Linked DNA regions of Mus musculus: region 1 is linked to region 2. A link is a loop called in an ENCODE intact Hi-C map of the cell type or tissue named here. Cell type or tissue: left cerebral cortex. All regions are shown on one strand. Each heading gives the region's core, and the rest is flanking DNA. Links, peaks and the distances in the headings are about the cores only. Region 1 holds the start of Prdm13 (PR domain containing 13). Region 2 has its middle 150 kb from the start of Prdm13.

Region 1 (5,379 bases), core at 61-5,060, 150 kb after region 2:
CCCCAGCTTAGAGAGTGGAAAAATAAAGGAGTCTGGATAGTAGACAGTATCACCACCACCACCAACAACAACAACAACAGCAGCACACACACACACACACACACACACACACACACACACACACACACCTTGGAAACACCAGCTGGAAAAAGCGTCCTCTCAGAGCTCCAGGATGCATCTTATTGCAAAACTCACCAGCTCTTCCCTAAGTGATGTTCTGGGATCCTTAACACTGAGAGAGAAGTGGTTTCTAAGTTCAAGCAGGTCCTGAAGCCTGATGCAGTACTCCTACCCTGTTTCTCAGCCTCCCGATTCTCTAGTACCGTACTAGGCTGCAAGTGAACTCAGCAGTGAGATGCTCAGAACAAAGCGAGCACGGAGAAATTTTGCCTGCAGCTAGCAGGCCATTTAAAAGCAATTAAATTGCGTTTAAAGAGAGAGGCGTGGTGAGCTTCAAAACCCGGTGTTGCCTGGGATGAGAGACACCGGGCTTTCTAGCACCGGAGAAAGATGCTGGCCCTGCTCCTCCTATGAAAGATACTTCTTATAAGAAAGCTCTAGGAGGTTACTAAAACCAAGGTCTTTCTCTTTTAAACAAGCGTTCCATTTCATTCCCTGGTTGCTGTCTGCCAGTCCTTGGCTACTAAAGCGCCCCCCACCCCACCCGCTGCGATCAAGAGTCTTTACTTTCCCTCTCTGGTCAGGGATCCTGGGGGTGTGTTGAGGTTAGGGGGGTCAGAGTGGGAGAGTTGTACCTGGGGCCTCAGACTCTAAGAGCCAGCCACAAGGTTTAACTAGGTGTTCTTTCGAGGGTGGGCTCCCCTACCTCTCAACAGACATCAAAATTAATCACCTTGCTCATCCCCTCTCCATCTCCTACACAAACCTACAAGCAAAAGGGGTTTGAGTGGGGATATATTCCCAGATCTAAGAGCCTCCCAAGGACTATCTCTTCGGTGAAATGGAATTAAATTGTTTAAAACAAAAATGTAAGCTTCATATTAGTAAAGAGAAGAGGAGAAAAGTCCTCTCCGTCCTATGACTACAACGAAAATGGTACCTTTGCAAGGAAGGCAAAGACTGAGGTGGGAGCTAGGAGTCTCCATCACCTTGCTGAGGACATCCTGGAGCGCTGAGAAATCACCGGTTCCCAGAGGCCCCCCATACCTACAGACCCTGGCGCACTAAGGTCTGTTCCAGCTTAGCTCTGCCCTCCCGTTAGCCGGCCCCACGTCCAGCTCAGTTATCAGACTTGCTAAGGATAATCAGATAATTCTGTCCTGCAGATTTATCAGGTATCCCTTTTCTCTGCTGCTCGTCTCTACCCCTTTTTCTGGATCAGGGAAATAGGAGGTGAGAGGCAAGGGACGGAGATCCAGAATGGCCCAGTACCTTTTTCTTGGGCCCTGGTTCCCTGCGATCTGACAGGTACTTGCCCAGCTTGAAGGTGCCAGGCACCGGCCCAAGGCGCAAGCCAGCCGGGATGCAGCAGTCAGCGTTCACGCTGGTGGCCGAAGTGCGAGAAGTTCCGTGCATTGTTGCCACCGCCGCCAGGCAGACGCTGGGGCTCGCGGGGTCCTCCACGGGGCGCAAGTGACAGAACCAGGAGCAGCCGCATGCAGAGGAGGGACCCGCACCCCGACGTGCGTCTTCTGTCCGCGGAGTGACGTGGGCGGGCATGCACTGCGCCTTTTCAATCCGGGCGGGCGCCTTTTGGCACTGCGAGCGCAAGGGCGCGGAGTTTGGTGAGAGAGTTGCGCTGTGAAGCAGCTGCAGAGTCCCACCCGAGAGGGTCACATGGAGTGGTTCCCTCAGCCCCCTGCATAATCGAGGCCTCTGAATGGCTAGCACACAATGGTCCAGGCGACCTTCCCATTCCTAAAAATCCAATTTGTCAAGGGCGAAGAAAAGGCGCTGGTGAATCAAAGGTCCGGCGGGACCATTAATCCTCAGCATGGGGTATTGTCCCTGAGACAGTTACGATATTTTAAGTGACAAATCCACTGTATAATTTCTCCATAAATTTTACTTCCTTTTATTGTTCACCGACAAACCAGTTTTGGGAAATAAGTGACTACTTTAAGTCTACTTGGCTGATTCCTTTGAGCCTTGGTCTACTTCAAAGATTCTTAATTCTCTCCCCTTGGCTTTATTGTAAAGGAGATTAAACAAAGGGACGGGGACTGTTTGGAGGACTTGTTAACTTCTATTGATTTCTGGCGTGTGCCATACAGAAATTAGGCAGGTACTTGATGGGAAAACACCAGAAAATACCTACACTTTTTAAATAACGACCATAGTACCATTTCAGGGATTGGGTTCAGGCCAGTCCACAGTTTAGAACCGCTTTAGTTCTTTCCTAGACCTCGATCTACCCCCAAATATGAAACCACCAGAAGTATTTGAGAGGGCGAAAGCCAACTGAGTATTACGTCTCCATCTCCCTGTAGCACTCAGGGTCCACACTTTCTCTGAGAGTAGGAAGCGGCCACAAAGCCAACAGCTTCGTAGGAGATCTGCTCTGCGGATGGAGCTGCAGCGTTGAAGACCTGGGAAGTTCTCCTTCGGGATTATTAATCACGTCTTCCCACCGGCAATCAATTCAAACCTTGTTTTGCTTTAAGTTGAAATGGGGGGGGGGGTGGTTAGAAAGTCCTGACACTAATTTCTCCATAACCAAAAGGATATTGTTTTAAACCTTATTTTTAAAGCAAACCACCACCACCAAAGTCATCTCTCCGTCTCCCAACGGGGAAAGGAGTGCCCTAGAGGGTATTTGGGTCAATCCTGGGCACCTTTCCCCAAACCCCACGCTGCCATTACTGGAGCCACCAAGAAACTCCTGCAGAGGCCCCAATGCTGTGGTGTCCTCACCCCCATCTTGTTCCCACCCCCCACTTCATCCAGTGCTCACAGAAAGTAGAACAGAGGACCCTGAGCAAAGCGCTCACTGCTTCCTCCCTGTGGCCTTGACCAAGAAGTTGCAGTTATCCCGCCAGAACCTGGAGAGGCTCTGGCTACCGGATGTCAGGGGAGCAAAGTAACAACTCTGTTGCAAGTTTGAAGAGGGCCCTTAAAGTCGCTTATTAAGCTGCCCTCTGTTGGAAACTTGTGCTCACAAGACTCGAGATACCTTTTCTGAATTCCTTGGAGCCTGGTTCTCCAGACCTGAAAAGTGGGAATGGTGGATACAAAGGGTTCCTTGCCTCCCTTTCTGCTGTTCACCCCAGTTTGTTGGATAAGTGCAAAGTGCATACCAGTGGCATTATGAAAGTCACAGAATTCGTTGTTTACATCAATGGGAAAGCCAGGCCAGGTCAAAGGTCTCAGGTCTACGCAAATGAAGACAAGGCCACGCAGGGACACAAAGAAGACAGACTCGGTGTCCACTCCCAGGTCTATGTAGGTACACCTGCGTGAGACAGGAGAGAACCTCTTGGTGGGACTTGAATAGCCATGCCTTTTGTGACTACACAGAGCCTTGCCGGAAACTAGTTTCTAAGATGGCAACCTCTAAGTTTCACGCTCAACCTTCCAATTGCTTCTCTGACGGTAAAGAAGGCTATCCTCCAGAGATAGAAGAGAGCCTTTGATCTCGGGGGCCTATGAATGGCAAAACCGGGGAGGGGGGAGGGAAGTGGAGGGGGGCGGCTGAGGAAGCCTTTCCGATGAGTCCAGGGCAATAAATTTAAGCCATGAACATGTCCCTCTAACCTCTGGCCTGGCTACTCCGGATGACACCTAGTTTAACTATCCGGCACTGAGAGCGAGAAGGGGGCGAGCGCAGTGCCTGGGTTCGGGGCGCCTCCCTAGCCCTTCTTAACCAGTGAAAAAGCGTGAACGACACGCGAACAATTTTATCAATAGGACCATGTAAAGGCCGACTGTGAGGAAAGTTATTTATTAATATAGCCAATTGTGACTGGTTCCCAGCTCCGAGAGAAGAAAGAGACTGCGCCAGAGGCATTCACACCAGCTCGCCGAGTTTTATTCTGTCCTGTGGCTCAGAGTTGCAGTTCCCCAAGTGAAATAAATTGTCCACAAAGGAGAAAAGGAACACATTTTCTTTTATTTTTCCTCCCCTAAAAAGCAAGGGTGAAACCAATCTAATGTGCCCAGTGGAGCAAGATGGGCCGTGAAAGGCTGGGTGTTAAAAGTAAAAGCGGGCTGTGCAGCAAATGGGATGGAAAATTAAATGAAATTAAATAGCTTGAACGGCCGTATTGTCCCTTATTAAAAAGACACATTAATTACATGGTCTCAGCCTTATTCAAAGACAATGTTGAGACTCAATCAAAACATTCCACTCGGCTTTTTTATCGACTTAAAATGGGCGGCCAGAGGCCCTGTTAAAGCGAAATCCCTCCTACACGGGAGGTGCAAGGAGAGCGTGGTTTGGGGCGGGCCCGCAGCCTGCCCAGCGCGGCCGGCACTCGGCTCCCGCGGCGGTAACAGGTTGCCCTGGGAGGCTCCAGCTCGGAGAGAGGCGACGGGCGGGGAGGGCGAGCCACGGGGGCCGAGGCGAGACCTGCGCAGCCCTCGGAGCCCCCGCCCGGCCCGCAGCCCCCGCCCAGTCCCGGATGCGTCCGGCTCCGGTGGCGGTGGCGGCGAGCCCGACCTGCGGGGCTCCGCCGGGGAGGAACGAGCCGGCCTCGGCCTTCCGGGCCCATCGCGGCGCTCAGTCTCGGAGCGCGCTTCTTGGGGCGACCAGCATCGGCCGGGCCAAAGCCTCGGTCCTCCGGGTCCCCTGGGAGGGCCGAGCCCGCTGCCCCGAGTGGGTCCGCGAGTCACCGAACAACCGCCGGGTCGCCGCTCCGGTCCGCACCGGAGAAGGAGAGAGGCCGGGAGGCCGTGGACTGGAGGGCGGGTGCGGCGGCGGTCTCCGGGCCGGCGCTAGCCCAGGAAGCGCCCCCTGCGGGTGTCGGCGGCGGCCAGGTCAGAACCGACCAGCTGCTCTGCCCCCGAGGCGCGGGTGGGACATTAAGGCCGCCTCTGAATAGAAAGGCTGAGCCGGGGCTCTGGGAACGCCACCAGATGACGCGCCCGCGCCGGGGCCTTTTCCCCCTTAATTGCGTGGACAGTGGGTGCGCGGCGGCCGGGAGTCTTCAAACTTGTAGCCAAGGACGCAGCCCGGACGCCGCTGGTGGGTTTTGTGGTGCCTTTTGTTTTGTTTTGTTTTGTTGGTTTGCTTTGGTCTTTTTTTTTTTTTTTTTTTTTTTTTTTTTTTTTTTTTTAAGTCTAGCATTGGAAACGACTCAATAAAAGTATTCAGAGTCCCTCTCGAGTTGCCTTTTAACCGGAGTTCCCCCAACTTATTTCTTGGTTCTTTCGGTTGACATGGTGCAAAGAAAAGTCAGCGAGCGTGCTGCTGAATTGCAA
Region 2 (5,379 bases), core at 242-5,241:
CCAGACTCAGGATATTACACAGCTAGATTCCTTGTTATCATTAAAAATAGCTCTCTATGAATAAAAACACATAACCATAACATCATTCATGTTTATGTAGTTGTTGGTATAAGCATGTGAGTGTAGCAGTTGCTGAAAGATGGAGCCATGCAGAGCACACATGACCTGGTTCCAAGAAATGCAAGTAAATATAGACATTCGAAGTCTCAGAGGAGTACACTGGAAACTGTTAACAGAAATCATTCCCAGGGATGAAACTACCCTGAACACAGTGTTGCCTGAGCTTTCATGGTTCAGTCACTCATTCTACCAGCATCTGCTGAGCGCTGAGATGGTCCCAAAGCGCGTCCTAAGTGGCAGAAGCACAGCAGTAAACCAAACCAGGCTGCCTGGCTGGGTTCATTATAAAAGCAAAAGTAAACATCCCTGGCATCAACTAGTAAATGAAAATAACAGTGATAGAGATTTCTTACCCTCGTCTTTCTGTTGGTCAAAACTATTTCCTAATATTCATCAATAAGTATCTAATTATCTAATATTAATCATCTAGTAAGCCCAACAGATTTGGGGAAAATAGTGCATGGTATTTATATTAAAGCTACTAGACTATAGTGAATTTCATTAAACCTTCCCTATGTTTACTATAACTGATACTATAAATGTTAGTATCAATTCATATTTTGATTTCATTATGATTTTAGTAGATGATCCTCCAAGGTTTTTTGTGGTTGTTGTCTTAAGATTTATCTTTGTGGAGGCCCCCAGGGTTATATGGAGGCAGCTCTAGCTGAGACTCCTAGCAGTGGGGGATATGGATCAGGAAGTGACAACTTCTGTAGCCACAGGGAGTAGCCAGGCAGGGCTCCCAGTGGAGGAATAAGGACAGTAACCTACCCACAAAACTTTCAACCCAAAATGTATATTGCCGACAAGAAGTACAAAGACAGAGCACAGGCAGAGGGAATGGTCAATCAAGGTCTGTCCCAAACTGAGACCCATCCCATGGCCAAGAACCAATCCCTGACACTATTAATAATACTCTGTTAAGTTTGCACACAGAAACCTAGCATAACTGTCAATGGAAACCGATGCAGAGACCCATAGTCAAACATTAGATAAAGCTCACGGGGTCTTACAGATGAGTTGGGAAAACGATGAGGTACCCTAAGAGGACAGGGACTCAGCGGGAAGACTAACAGAATCAACTAACCTAGGCACTTGGGGGTTCCCAGAGCCTGAATCACCAACCAAAGAGCAAGCACCGGCTGGACGTAGGCCTTCTGCACACATGTAGCAGATGGGTAGCTTGGTCTTCACTCAGGTCTACCAACAACTGAAGCAGGGGCTGTCCCTAAGACTGTTGCTTGCCTGCCTGCCTGCCTGTGCATCCCATTCCCCTAAATGGTCCGCCTTGTCTGTCCTCACTGGGAAAGGATGTGCCTAGCCCTACAGTGACTTGATGTACGAAGGGGAGGACTCCCACTTTTCTCAAAGAAGGGGAAGGTGGTGTGAGTGGGGTATTGGGAAGTGAGGGGGATGATATTGGGATGTAAAGTGAATAAATAAATAAATTTAATAAAAAGTAAGATAATTTTAATTATCTTAATTCTGGCTGTTGGAAACAATAAACACACAATTATCTTAGGTTCTCTTCATTCCTTTTGGTGTCGCTCTTGTTCCTCTCCTGCCTAGAAAATGCTATGAAAACTTTAGTCTATGTTTTCTCTTTTTTAAGATTTATTTATTTTTATTTATATGAGTACACTGTAGCTGTCTTCAGACACACACCAGAAAAGTGTGTCGGATCACTTGAGAGATGGTTGTGAGCCACCATATGGTGGCTGGGAATTGAACGCAGGACGTATGAAAACAGTCGATGCTCTTTACCGCTGAGCCATCTCTCCAGCCCTCATCTATATTTTCAAACAAATAATTTCTAGATCTCTGACTAGGCAAGTTATGTGAAGTTAGTTTATGTTTTAGTTTTGACAGCATTGTTTTTCTGGACCCACTCTGTATTTTCTCAGCATTGACTTGCTGTTTTGACATAGACCCATATGGCTAGAAAAATCTAGTTCAGTTTTTAAACCTTACATGACATTCTTTGCTTGTATACTTCAAGTAATAAATATTTTGGATTTTTTTATTGTAGCGTTAAAAAATTATATAAATAAAAACAAGATCTATCTTTGTTTCCTTTAGACTAATTCTTCTTAATTTAAGAATTATTCATCCTAAAAAAAGAATTATTCATATAGATTATTTCACTTCAGTTTTAACAGAATTAAAAGTTTATCAACTATAGTTCATATTTGAATGTTCTGAGGAAAAATTAGAGCTGATGATCACTAACAGATCAGGACAACACACACACAAAGGAATAAGTAACAGAGAAACCTTAAATGTCAACTGAACAACCACAGTGCACTCTAGTAACACTGATCACTTTTAATGCAAACACTTCAGTATTTTAAGCAATACCTAGCCAAAAAGGAAACCCATTACAATGGTCCTAAAGTGCAGAGCCATGAACCCCAAGGCCCCTAGTACTTGCTGTAATTTAAAGAATTTTCACTAGATGGCAGTACAGGTTGAACAGCTTCATCTCGTCAATGTTGGTACACAAAACTACAACATCACACAGGGGAGACTCCTGATAATTTTCTAAAACAGATTCTCTGTGAATAAAAAGCACAAGACAAAACATCAGAGTATAGTTTTTCTACACTCCGCCTTTTAGCAACATTAAGCAAAAGTATTCTAAACACACTCACTATGCTATGTGCCTTCCAGTATTACAAACTTAACTGTGCTCACAACACTGCGAGATTCATATTTCCAGTCCTCTCCCCAACCTCAAAATCCTGAATCAGGGTGTCTGTAGTGGAGTACAGCATCCATTCGTGAGGACTATGCAAGGTGATTCTAATATGAACTCCCCAAGTGGTATGTACAGCCAGCTCATGAGCTCCAAAGCAGGCCTTTATGGTTTTCTCTTGATCTTTTCCTCCATTCTTTGCACATAAAAAGTACCGTATTCAAATGACAGCATGCCTTAAAGTGCATAGAGACTATTGCTGATTTTGGTTACTGCTTAGTCAAATACTTGTCCCTTGAAAAATTAATGGCCACACAAGAAGCCCTAAACCAAAATGAATTCTTTGTTTCTGAGAGAGTTGATTGCATAATCTACTCCTAAAGCAATAACTACTGCCTTTTGTCATCAATCCATCATTCATATTCTTGAAATGGCCCTCTAAAAAAAAAATCTACCTACCAATTCAGAGATGTGGCTTAATGGGTTAAGTTGCCTGCTGCTAAGCCTGGCAACCTACATTCAGTCTTCAGGACCCATATGGGGAAAGAAGAGAATTAACTCTTGAAACTGTCCTCGGACCTTCACATATATATGCACATTGTGGTTTGCAAACATACATACACACACACACACACACACATGCATGAACAAATAAAATAAATAATAAATAAAACATAAACATTTTAAGGAACCTGCCTATTTCTTGGATTCCTCTACCTGCCTGATGGACAGCTATAGAGTCATCTCCCACACTCCCTTACATGTAGTCTGACTGGCCATTTCATGTTGTATCCATCATTTATCTGTTCAGTAGCCCTCACACTTCAGCTTCCCTTATGAAGACTAAATGCCTGTATTTTCCCATATGAAAATGGCCTTGATCGCTTCTTAGGATTAGTGGGTGCGATCTACGATGTTAGCCTGTGCATGTCTAATCCTGAAGGAGTCCATGGAATCACAGGGTTAAAGAAGAGACGCCTCTGAGTATTCAGCACAGAAGTCATTGCAGCTGACATCCCAAGTGTCTGAATGCTTCAATGAAAGTACCCTCGACCATTTCTCTCATTAATGTATTTTTATTGACTGAGGGTAATTCTCCTATCTTGTTCCAATAACTTTCATCTGTTTCTATTTCAGAGCTTCTATAAGTAGTGGCTATTAAAGTTTTATGGGATGTAGTTTACATTACTAATCATAAAATTATGTGGCTTATTCTTTCCTTTAATCTGTTGGTATGAAAAATTTCTCATATTTCTATACTGATCCGTTTTTTTATCTCTAAAGTAAACAGTATTCCATGTGTGTGATTACTCTTTGACACCCACCTAGACTAGGCCTAATGGTACTTTTTCTTAAATAAACTTTCGTTTATGTTCACATATAAAACAAGTACTGCCTTTTTCTTTAAGAATATGTTGCTCCCAGGGTCCCCAATGAAGGAGCTAGAGAAAGGATTCAAGGAGCTGAAGTGGTTTGCAGCCCCCATAGGAGGAACAACAATATGAACTAACTAGTATCTCCAGAGCTCCCTGGGACTAAACCACCAATCAAAGAAAACACATAGTGGGACTCATGGCTCTAGCTGCTTATGTAGCAGAGGATGTCCTAGTTTGTCATCAATGGGAGGAGAGGCCCTTGGTCCTGTGAAAGTTATATGCCCCAGTATAGGGGACTGTCAGGGCCAGGAAAAGGGAGTGGGTGGGTTGGTGAGCAAGGGGATGGGGGAAAGGATAGGCGGTTTTCAGAGGAGAAACTAGGAAAGGGGATAACATTTGAAATGTAAATAAAGAAAATACCTAATAAAAATTTTTTAAAAAAAGAATATGTTGCTCCCTAAGTGAATGAGGACTCCCATTGTCCCTTAATTTTAGACTAGCTTCATGTAGGAATGGACCTTTAAAAGTTAACTGGCCTGGAGCTGGAGAGATGGTTCAGCAGTTAAGAACACTAACTACTCTTCCAGAGGACCTGGAATCAAATCCCAGCACCCACCTGGCAGCTCATAACTGTCTGGAATTACAATATCTAACACTCTCGCACAGACATACATGTAGGCAAAACAATGATGCACATGAAAAAAATAGATTAATTAAAAAGATTTGCTTAAGTTAGAAGTAGAAACCATCTGGGTGTGATGTCTTTTAATGATAAATTCTCTTCCATGCTACAGTGATTGGACAATCGTGATTTTACTCCAGATTAAAAGGAGAAGACCTACATAAGTATTTTTCTACAAAACAATTCATTTATTCTAATTCATAATTTTAATTTTTTGGAGACAAAGTTTTTCTGTGTAGCTTTGTCTATCCTAGAATGTACTCTGTAGACTAGGCTAGGCTTGAACTCAGAGATCCACCTGCTTCTGGAGTGAAGGCATGTGCCATCACTACCTGGCTTTCTTCTAATTTCTTAAAATTGTTTTCTTAGTACCATACATAACACTCCCGTACAAACCTTTTTTTCCATATAATTGTGATCATGTCTGTGATTTTTTTAATTTAACTATGCAATAGATACATTTAGCACCTATAGAAATGGAAAACATTTAAGTTTTCAATAAC

What was found. Peaks named below come from ENCODE experiments on the same cell type or tissue, not always from the same donor. Only the 100,000 strongest peaks of a DNase experiment are listed, where the experiment ranks them.
Region 1: a loop joins it to region 2, with 2.1 times the contacts of the local background. A loop is called at or near these places in 28 of 42 quality-filtered maps.

Annotation. Positions count from the first base shown.
Region 1 is chr4:21,684,119-21,689,497 of GRCm38, forward strand. Prdm13 (PR domain containing 13) reads right to left here and starts at 1,845. Exons shown (of 4, transcript NM_001080771.1): 1 at 1,393-1,845. The coding sequence starts at 1,680. In left cerebral cortex, for the core only: CTCF peaks have their summits at 2,988 and 4,935 (motif pointing left); no DNase peak of the experiment used is centred there; H3K4me3 peaks cover 770 bases.
Region 2 is chr4:21,533,601-21,538,979 of GRCm38, forward strand. No RefSeq gene overlaps it. Among named protein-coding and RNA genes, the nearest start is that of Prdm13, 150 kb to the right of the region's middle. In left cerebral cortex, for the core only: a CTCF peak has its summit at 2,573 (motif pointing right); a DNase peak (open chromatin) is centred at 2,568.